Linked DNA regions of Homo sapiens: region 1 is linked to region 2. Evidence: chromatin loops called from intact Hi-C (ENCODE). Cell type or tissue: Caco-2. All regions are shown on one strand. Each heading gives the region's core, and the rest is flanking DNA. Links, peaks and the distances in the headings are about the cores only.

The links. Hi-C counts contacts between places; a loop is a spot of excess contacts. Peaks named below come from ENCODE experiments on the same cell type or tissue, not always from the same donor. Only the 100,000 strongest peaks of a DNase experiment are listed, where the experiment ranks them.
Region 1: a loop joins it to region 2, with 4 times the contacts of the local background. A loop is called at or near these places in 2 of 110 quality-filtered maps.

Annotation. Positions count from the first base shown.
Region 1 is chr6:150,512,740-150,518,121 of GRCh38, forward strand. No RefSeq gene overlaps it. Among named protein-coding and RNA genes, the nearest start is that of PLEKHG1, 84 kb to the right of the region's middle. In Caco-2, for the core only: no CTCF peak of the experiment used is centred there; a DNase peak (open chromatin) is centred at 4,642.
Region 2 is chr6:150,454,290-150,459,671 of GRCh38, forward strand. No RefSeq gene overlaps it. Among named protein-coding and RNA genes, the nearest start is that of IYD, 88 kb to the left of the region's middle. In Caco-2, for the core only: no CTCF peak of the experiment used is centred there; DNase peaks (open chromatin) are centred at 2,382 and 2,812; H3K4me3 peaks cover 220 bases.

The DNA of each region.
Region 1 (5,382 bases), core at 120-5,119, 58 kb after region 2:
ATGAGAAAATGTTGGTGATATGGACTAATAAGACTATTTGAGACAAATGCTCATTGACATTCAAAGAGGTTCTCAGCCAGGTGTGGTGGTTCAAGCCTATAAATCCAGCACTTTGGGAGGCTGAGGCGCATGGATAACTTGAGCTTAGGAGTTCAGGACCAGCCTAAACATAACAAGACCCCATCTCTACAAAATACACAAAACTTAGCTGGGTGTGGAGGCATGCACCTGTGGTTCCAGCTACTCGGGAGGCTGAGGTGGGAGGATTGCTGGAGCCCAGTAGATGGAGGCTGCAGCGAACCATGATTGCACTCCAGCTTGAGCAACAAAAGAAACCCTGTTTTTTTTTTTTTTTCTGAGGGGGGGTTTTCGTTTCACAAAAGGTTCTGTCACACTCTTAGATCTACTCAGCCCCCAAATCCCAAGTTAGGCAAACAAAGTCACATGCTGTTAGACTAGAAATTAGGAAATCAGGAATCAAAAAAAAAAAAAAAAAAAAAAAACCAAATTGTTGAGGAAAGAGCTGCCTTTCTTCAGAACTTAGAATTGATGTTTAATGGTATTAAAATCCACAGCGAGCATCCAACCCACAGAGACATTTGGATCTGTGAGAAAATGGAAATACCCGCGGATATCTTCAGAGGTCATTAGAAGTTGTGTTTGGTATAAACCTGTGGTACGATCATTGTTCACTCATGGACTGTCTTCTAGAAGAACATACTCTCTGTCTGTAATGTTTGCATCATGAAAAATGTAGGAAGGTGTCATCATTGCTAATATCAAAGATTAGGGGGTTTCATCTTAAACACTAGTATCTTCCCCAACAAGTGATCATTCCTCCATGTATGTAAATACTTTTGATGCTTCTTTTTTTAGCTAGTTGGTTTTTTCTTTTGAATGTAGCTTTTGTCTGATTACAAAAATAATATAAACTGTCCCAAAATTGTTAGAAAATGCTAAAAAGTATATATAAAGAAAGATCTAAAATCTCAGGACCCAGATGTAGCCTCTGTTAATATTTAGAAATATCTTCTTCCAGGTGATGTTCTCTGCATATTATAATAATTAGATATAGAATCTTATATTTTTGAATAAAGTGATATCATATTATACATACTGTTTTCTGTCTTGCCCTTTTGCTCAACAATATGTTGTGGACAGCTTTTCATGACATGAGATTTAATGCTACATTATTGTCTTAATAGTTATATGCTATTTCATGGAACAGATGACCCTCATTTAAAGTCTCTTGTAGATGAACATTGGAATTAATTCCAACTTTTCCTATCATAAACAACACTGCAATGAATATCCTTTTACACTGATATTTTCATATTGTCTGATGTAAAATTACACTGTAGATTTTTACCCTTCCAAGATTTTGAATGTGATTGCCTTGCAGAAAGCTTTCCACAACTTATACCAGCAGCATATGATTATGTTTGTTTTCTGATGCTTTTACCGAAACTAGGTATTTTAATACTTTTGAGGGACAGAGATGCCTGTCTGTTGTGCCATAACATATTAAATTGCCATTTTTCAACATCTGTTGACCTATAAACGACTATTTCATATGGATAGACTTAATATAAATTTCTTTTCTTTTTTTTTTTTTTTTTGAGACGGTGTCTCACTCTGTCACCCAGGCTGGAGGTCAGTGGCACAATATCAACTCACTGCAACCTCTGCCTCCCAGGTTCAAGCGATTCTCCTGCCTCAGCGTCCCAAGTAGCTGAGATTATAGGTGCCTGCCACCACACCCAGCTAATTTTTGTATTTTTAGTAAAGATATAGTTTCACCATGTTGGCCAGGCTGGTCTCAAACTCCTAACCTCAAGTGATTGGCCCACCTTGGCCTCCCAAAGTGCTGGGATTACAAGTATGAGCCACTGCACCCAGCCAGAAATTTCTATAAACACATTTCATTATCTTATACTTACATATAATTTTTGTTAAGATTTTAAAAAGGCATTCAATCAGTCACAAAGCTTTACAGATTGACCTTCTTACTAACCACCAACTCACTTCTCTCATTTGTGAAAATCCTGATGACGCATTGTTGCCAGGATGATAAATAAATCTGGTCATGTCATTAAAAACTCTTCAATGTCTCCTTGGTGTAGGGTGGTTCAGCTGCTAAAATTAGAAAAAAAATGGGGAGGATCATGTTTATGGAGGGGGAAGAATGAAATCAGAAGTTTCATTTCAAACACATTACATTTTAGGCAGTGTGAAATATCCAAGCAGAGGCATCAAAGAGCCAGCTAGAGATGTGATCCAGAGTTCAGAGCAGAAGACTTAGCTGAAAATTTGCATATCATCTGCCTAAAGATGGCATTTAAACCTGCAACCATCAAACCTGTACCTCCCTCTACAGTGCACTCTGTGTGAACCGGTTTAGTGGCTTTATCCTAAGCAAACTTGTGTAGGATGATGAAAGACTTTCTCTCAGACTGTCAACAAGTATAATTTATTAGGGAATATTTACATGCACAGAGGAAAGGGAACATTAATTCTCCTGTCCCCAAGGAGACACAACAAAGGCAAACGCAAAGATAAGCTAAGATGCTGTTCAAATTTGCAAGAAAAATCCTGGAAGGAATGTCTTGTCTTCTTCAATCTTTGTCACTAACTTCTACATCTTCAGAGTAGCCGTTAGAGTCGCCGTTTGTCCAAGGTGGCTTGAAAATGGCTCCACTCTGATTTATGGGAGGTGAAACAATGTTATGTATCAGGAAAAAGGAAGGTTTCTCAGTCAGAGAGACAGCAATCTGAATTCTCAGTCAGCCCTTTACAATCTTTGTGGCTTTGAGCGTTCTTTCTTAACTTCTCTACACCTCCTCACCTGTAAATTAAGGATACTAATGCCTACTCCTGGGAAATTCAGAGATGAAACGCATTCATAGCATAGCACACTTTCTGGCTCACAGCAGACCTTCAGTGAATACAGAATATTATCACTGAGAAATATATAAATCCCTTTTTAGCTTAGAGTTTTCACCCAGAACATGGCAGCACATTTGTCATGTGTGAAGGGGATTGGGTCTCCACTATGCCTGCACTGGCCATCCACATCAACTCCTTGTTTCTTTGCTGCTGAAATTCAAGACCTATGTATGTTCACCAGAAGTAAACACGCACACCTGCAGCATGATGGAATGGGTAAAATGCTCTGCTTCTGTCTCCTGGTGCTTGGGGTGGTAGGAAAAAAATGCATACAGGAAAGCTTCTGTTTTTGTTTCCAGAGTGAGTATCTTAAAATTGTCAAAGTTGGAAAAACTGTTATTTCAGAGACTGCAAGTGATTCTGCATTTTGGGGTAAAGGCCGAACTAGCTTCCCTCTCTTTGCTCTGGAAGGAAACCTGTTTTCTTTGTCATGAGGGTGTTAGGCAAGAGCCCACTCTGTGGTTGGGAAAGACCTGACCAAGGGGCGCAGGTGTTTGAGACAGCGAGTGCTGACCTGTGGGCAGAGCGGGACATCTGCAGAGATGAGGAGGGTGCTGAGTGTCCCCTCCCCAATCAGACTGGACTCAAGCAGGGCAGAGACTCAGACAGGATGGGGACAAAGGACTTCCACTGGAGAACCTGCCAGCTTTCTCAACTTCAACAATTTTAAGATACTCACTCTGGAAACACAACAGAATGACGGCCAACAGGAGCCCCCTGGGAGAAGCATGGCTCTTGGATTCTGGTAGTGATATCTGATTTTGACCTAAGTTTTCCTGAAATACTACACAATCACCATGAACAACAAGAATAATAAAGGCTAATCCTTATAAAGTGCTGTTAATTTTACATAAATGAGCACATTTAACCCTCACAGCTCTAAGTCCTTTTAGTATATCCACGTTACAGATAAGGAAACTGAGGTACAGAGAGATCAGGTAACTTGCTCAAGGTCACACAGATAATAAGATATGTCTTTCCTGCATCATGTAAGAGCCAAGCCCTTGTTAGACTCTTTTTGAACACTTAAGTCTATTGCTAAGCTGTATTTTATGGAATTGAGGTAGAAGCTGTGTCCATGCTTTGGGTAAATCAAGGAGGGGGAAGGGCAGAACTTGAGGAAGATACACATGATCTAACCAACGGAGGCACAGATGTCTGAGCAAGAGATGACCATGATGACCGGGTAGCTGCTGGGAACATACAGACAGTCCTGGAGGAGGCTCAGGAGCGAGCCGGGAGGGAGCCTCCAGGAAGAGTGGGCTTCCTACTGAGGGGTGCAGTTGGAATTCTGCTGTGAATTTTAAAAAGGATAAGTCCTGCAGGCTGGAGAATATTCAGGTTACATTTATGTTAGAGACATAACATTGAAGACAACTTGACATGAACGGGATTCTGTCTCCCCAGATTCCTATGTTGAAGCCCTAACCCCCAATCTGACTATATTTGGAGAGAGGGTTTTTATGGAGGTGACTAAAGTTAAATGAGGCCATATAGGTGGGCCCTAATTCGTGCATTTGATGATACTGCATTCAAAGAAGTGATTAAATAAAGTGAGGCCTACTGGATGGGGCCCTCAATATGACTCATGTCCTTATAAGAAAAGAAAGAGGCCTCAAGAGGCCATCTGAGGACACAGCGAGAAGGCAGCCACCCACAAGCCAAGGAGAGAGGCCTCTAGATAAACCAAGCCTGCAGCACCTTGATGCTGGACTTCAGCCTCCAGAACTATGACAAACACATTTCTGTTGGTTGAGCCACCCCCTCTGTAGTATTCTGTTACGGCAGCCTGAGTAGACTAAGACATCACTTCAGACAGAAATATTTCAGAAATGCCTTCCAAATTCCCACAGGCCCCATCTTTTCCCCTACTTTTAGAACTATGTCTCAGAATACTTGACGGAAATCTTCACTCATTCATTCTGCTGACCGCTAAAATCCAATCAACCCAAACCAAACCCTTTATCCCTGCCCTCAACCAGTGCCCAAAACAACTCCCCACTCTGACTTTCCAATTGTGGGGAGGTTGTCATCCCTTCAGTCACCTCCTCACCTTGGGCCCCCTTCCCTCTATCACCAAGTCTTCTCAGCCCCTCCCTGGGATATCCCTTGAAATCATTTCCTCTTTTCTCTTCCCACTGCCAAGTTGCATATCCACATACTTAGTACCTCCTCACCTATGCTATCCCCTGGTGGGATTTTTCTTTTTTTTTAAAGACAGGTCTCACTCTGTTGCCCAGGCTGGAGTTCAATGCTGTGATCATGTTTCACTGCAGCTTTGACCTCCTGGGCTCAAGGGGTCCTCCTGCCTCCCCGGTAGCTAAGACCACAGGTACATGCCACCATGCCCAGCTAATTTTTTTTTTTTTCATTTTTAGTAGAGACAGGGTCTCCCCTCTCAGCCTCCCCAATTGCTGGGATTACAGGCATGAGCCA
Region 2 (5,382 bases), core at 319-5,318:
GTGCACTCAGTCTTGGGGCTACAGACAACCTGATCCAGAAAAAGAGTTCCTGCCAGCCTCTCCTTCTCTCCTCGTCCAACCTGGATGCACAAGACTCCAAGAAAAAATAAAAATTAAATGTTCTTACCTCACAGCAGTTGAGGATTCGTGGTATAACTTAAACCTCACCTGGAAAACCAGCAGGGAGAGGGTCGGTGAGTGTCTATCTCTTTTGACTTCTAAATCTGTGCCTTACCTTTTAGTCATCCTGCTCGATGCTTGGCACTGGAAATGGATTCCCTCGATTGTGCCAGATACCCACAATGCCATAGGTGTGTGTGTGTGCATGTGTGTGTGTGTGCGTGTGCATGTATGTATGTTTGCATGTGTTATACATGAGTGCATGCATGCATTTGTGTATGTGCACATGACCTTGTGCATGTATGCAAATGTCGGGGAGCCAAGGCCTGGCGCAGAGGCTCATGCCTGTAATCCCAGCACTTTGGGAGGCCGAGGTGGGCAGATCACCTGAGGTCAGGAGTTCGAGACCAGCCTGGCCAACATGTTGAAACCCTGTCTCTATTAAAAACACAAAAAAATTAGCCGGGCATGGTGGTGCACCCATGTAGTCCCAACTACTCAGGAGGCTGAGGCAGGAGAATCACTTGAACCCGGGAGGCAGAGGCTGCAGTGAGCTGAGATTGCACCACTGCACTCCAGCCTGGGTGGTGATTGAAACTTCGTCTAATAATAATAATAATAATAAATTTTTAAAAATTATATATATATATATGTATATATAATCAGGGAGTCAAGTTTGCCTTCGAGATGCTGAGGAGAGAGTGCTCTAATCCCTCCCTGGTGTTGCCCTGCTGGAAAGAACTAGTGAGAGTGTGGGGAGGGGGAGGCTGAGCATCATCAGGGAACCTGAATGAGGCCTGGCAGTGCCAGCCAGCTTGTAGGAGGAGAGACAAATTCCTTCTAGGAGATTGCACTATTGTGGGCATGAGGGGGAGTGTGGACATATACTCTATTGTTCGAAGGGGGCCTGGAGAGTAATTGATCAAAGTCTCTTTGGGTTGAGAAAAAGGCACAGGCTCATGGCTCGTTTGCTTAAAACCACGCTAGGAGAAATCTATGGAAATTAGAGATCACAGATCTGAGGAATTAACAGAAAATGAGAGAAATTCTTGTGGAACTGAAAGCGGCTGTGATCTGCATGTGCTGTATGTGGTGGAGGGTGCCACCTGTGACCAGGGCACGGAGGGCACAGATTCAGTGGGGCAGGGAGACCTTTTATGTTTTGCTCTAACCTCATTTCCTCACTAGGATCTCAAAACACAAGAGATCAGGCACACACACACACACACACACACACACACACACACACACAAAACAGGAAATAGATATGGAATATTTCAAGAATCAGTTATCAAGCTTGAGTTGTGCAGAGCTCTGACGGCTGGTGACCCTGTGCTCTGCCCAGCCTCAGCCACCCACTCCCTGCTCACACCTGTGACCTGACTTCACCACGAGGGCAGTGGCTCCATGACCTGAGGTCTAGGCACCCCACCATCACTCACTACTTCCCAGCATCACTGTCCATGACCATTACACCAACAACCCTTGAGCTTTACCGGGACCCACAATCCAGCATCTTTGCCCTCGTTTCTAGCCCACTCTTCAGCATCCTCCCCTCGTTCTGCCCCAAGCAAAGATCTCATACCTTACCACTGTAATTATCCCCTTTCTTGCATCCCAAACACCCGCTCACCTCTCTCCAGCTTACTCACCTGGAAATACCTCCGCTCCTGGTAACATCCAACTCCCTGCCTTCTCTTAGCCTCACCCAGGCAGCTGATGCAGCTGGAGACAAACACACAATATTGGTCAGCACTGTCTAGCAGTCTTCTCATATCTCCTTAGAAAATTCATTCCCTGACTCTCCCAGACAACTCTCTCTTACCCTCTTCCTTCTCCTCAGTCCTTCAGCATCCCTGCCTTCCCAGCTGGAGGCCTTGTTTTTCATTTGGCTGAGATCACAGAAACCCCCAGAAGGCATGCTTTTCACCTTCCAGTGCTTAGACTCACCCATCTGACCACACACCCTGCCTTCCCTTTTCAGTAGATGAACTCACTAAGGCCAGCTCCCGAGTTCTAGGTTGGGTTCCTCAGACGTGGATCCTGAGATGAGGATTTGGGTGAAGCAATTCTTAAGGAAATGCTCCCAGGAGAAACCAGGAATGGCATGGAGAAAGCACAACAAGGAGAGAGAAGAAGACAAGCAAGGGTGCAATTTCAGACAAAATCCCTTGGGGCGTGGCTTCTGTTGGAGAGGCAGGAAGTCCAGATTTGTCCTGCCTGCAGGCCAGGGGCTGGTCTCTCACGGGCCTGCAGTTATCAGCCACTGGCCAAGGGTCGCCCAGGGGCATACACACCCCCAGGTATTTATGGCTTTGCGGGAGCAGGCAAAGGGCTCTATTAGCCCGAGGGCAGGATCTGAAGAATTGTAGGTACGGGCCGTTGGAAGCAAAAGCACCAAAAGTATATCTATATATGTAATAATTATATTTGGGACATGCAGGAACATAAGTTGTAAAAAAAGAAAAAATGGAGTAAGAGAGATTGGAGGCAGGGGATTTAGGAGAGGAGAGCATGTTCAGTATCAAGTAGGGTGTTCAGGGTAAGCCTCATTCAGAAGGTGACATCTAAGTGAAGACATGAATGAGGCAAAGGAACTAGTGAAGAAGATACCCGGGGAAGAGTGGCTCAGGCAGCAGGACCTGCTACAGCAAAACCCCTCAGGCAGTAACACTCCTGGCAGTAACACTCCTGGCAATTGGGTGACCTGCTCATCCCATCTGCCTGGGACTTTCTGGGTTTACACCAGCAGATTTCAGGTGCAGCATTTTGGCCAGCATAGCTGGGAAAGTAAGAGGAGGAAGTAGGAGAAGAGGTCATAGAGATTACAGGGAGGGTGGCCAGATTAGGTAGGACCTTGTAGAATAAAGTATTTGGCCCGAGTAAAATGCGGAGCAGAGCATTGATGGGACTTGGTGTCTTCTTGCTCTCCATCTCCCTTCCTGCTTTGTTTTTGAAGCACTGATCACGCTGTTTGTCTATTTGCTTGTTTATTTTCTGATTCCCTGACTGAGATACGGGCTCCAGAGGGCAGAGGGTGTCTATGTTGTGTTCATTTCTATGACCTCAATGCTGAGAACAGTACAAGGTGCGTAGCAGCTCGTTAATGAATATTGGTTAAAGTGAACAAATGGGTGAATCTGGTATAAGATCCAGGAATCTGCCTGAACTGCCTCTGCCAACTCCCTACCCCCTCTCAAACCAGGAGCCAGTGACTTGGAAGCTCTTTTCTCTTTGTCGTTGGGAGGCAATGGGACCCCAAAGCACCTGGCACCCTGGTTTCTCCTCCAAGAGTACCTATCTCGATAGATTGATTTTTTTCTGAGTAGTGTCTTTCAAGACAAAATTGCTTCTCTAATGCCCTAGGCAGTTAGACCTGAGCCATTCTCAGTTATGATTGCAGCATAGATTTGTGCTCAAAGAAATATCCAATTCACAAAAACTGTCAGAAATATTGTATGAGGCTCACTTGAATCTCATAGCAGGATACACACTCTTCCAAAATGCCTGTAAGGAAAACATATAAGAGTTTCAAAATCAAACAGAAGTTAAATGTCGAGATATATTATGCCATTTGGTTGAAAACTCTAAAAGAATATTTCTTTTCCCAAACTGAACAGAAGATGCATTTCTAGCCATATTTCTTCAGTCTTTAGGTAGCCAAAACACTAAATATTTGTCAAAGACACTGCTGCTTAAGCAATAAAAAATGGGGCTCTAAGGACTTCTCTTCCATCAAGGACTTCACTGGCAGTTTATTGACCTGACCTCACTGTGGATTCCATAGGAGATACACCAAGGAAAATGGGGTGATTAGTTTAGTCAATCTTATTCCCAACTGTATCTTTACTTCTACAGTAAAATTTGCCCACACTTTACCTTTGCCGCCCACATATTAATTCTAGCCTAATTGCCTGATGGCACATTATTTTCATAATATTGATTTTTCTTCTCATTTTAAAATTAGTGCATACACATTGTAAACATTTTTTTTATTTGCTTGCTCCGATTCATTCCACTTCTCCTGGCCACAGCCACAAGATAGAAGTATGAAGGAACTTCTCAGTTCATTCGTATGGATGATGTTGTTTATAAAAATTTCATCTTTGGCTCTGTGCGGTGGCTCACACTTGTAATCCCAGCACTTTGGGAGGCCAAGGTGGGGGGATTGCTTAAGGCCAGGAATTCAAGGCCAGCCTGGGCAACACAGTGAGACTTCATGTCTTTAAAAAAAAATATTAATTACATTTTAAAAAAAAGAAATTCCATCTGCTTTCACATGTGGCCTTTTCTTATACTTAACGTTCAGGAGACTCACAAGCTTTTATGCTTTTATTATTTGGGGCGTGTGAGGACACAGCAATAGTGTTGTCATGGAAACTGGCAGGAGGTACCTCAGGAATGTCAAGCCGAGCATATAAACCAAAATCCCATGATAATTCCTAGGCCATGGGCATCAGAGTAATAATAAATTCTCGTTTTTAAAAATAGTGAAAACCTACATGTATATATAATAAAAATAGCAAACACATAGTGTTTTATGTGTTAATGCCAGACGCTATCCTAAGTGCTTTAAACTAAACTCATTTAACCCCACAACGTCTCTTGAGGTAAATACCATTCTCTCCAACTTATAGATAATAAAACTGAGGCACAGAGAGGGTAAGTAATTCATCCCAGGTCACACAGCTCCCAGGTGGATAAGCTGGGATTCAAACCTGTAGATCTGGCTGGAGATCTACGCTAGACGTTATGAATTGTACTGTCCACTCTCTGTGAGTGAAGCTCTCAAATACAGTACTTTTCCTACTCTCAGAACGAGTCGCTCTCCACCGATTCTATTTTTTTTCCTGATCTTGGTTATCCAGCTCAATCTAGAAGTCAGTACATTACATTTCTGGAACCTGGCACAACAGCATGGGGGAGACCAGTTCTGTCACTGACTCAGGAAGCCGTAAAAGTGAGGGGAAATCTGTTGTTCTGGGCAAACATAGGCCGTCTAGTATCATTCTTTTTTGTTTTGTTGTTGTTGAATTTTCCCCCCATATCTTCTGCTCTCTGGTTGGTGTAGACAAGCCCCAGGTTTTCCTCTATTTAAAACATTCTGGATGTGAAGTTAGTAAACAATTTAGGTGAGCGAGCATAAGTGAAGGAAGTGGAAACAGCTGGGGCTGCAAGGCTGCACTGGCCTGGGTTGTTTTTATGTGGGGGAGTCATTGGGAAAGCTCTCAAACCCGGCCTGGAGTGTCCCTCTCTGGGTCT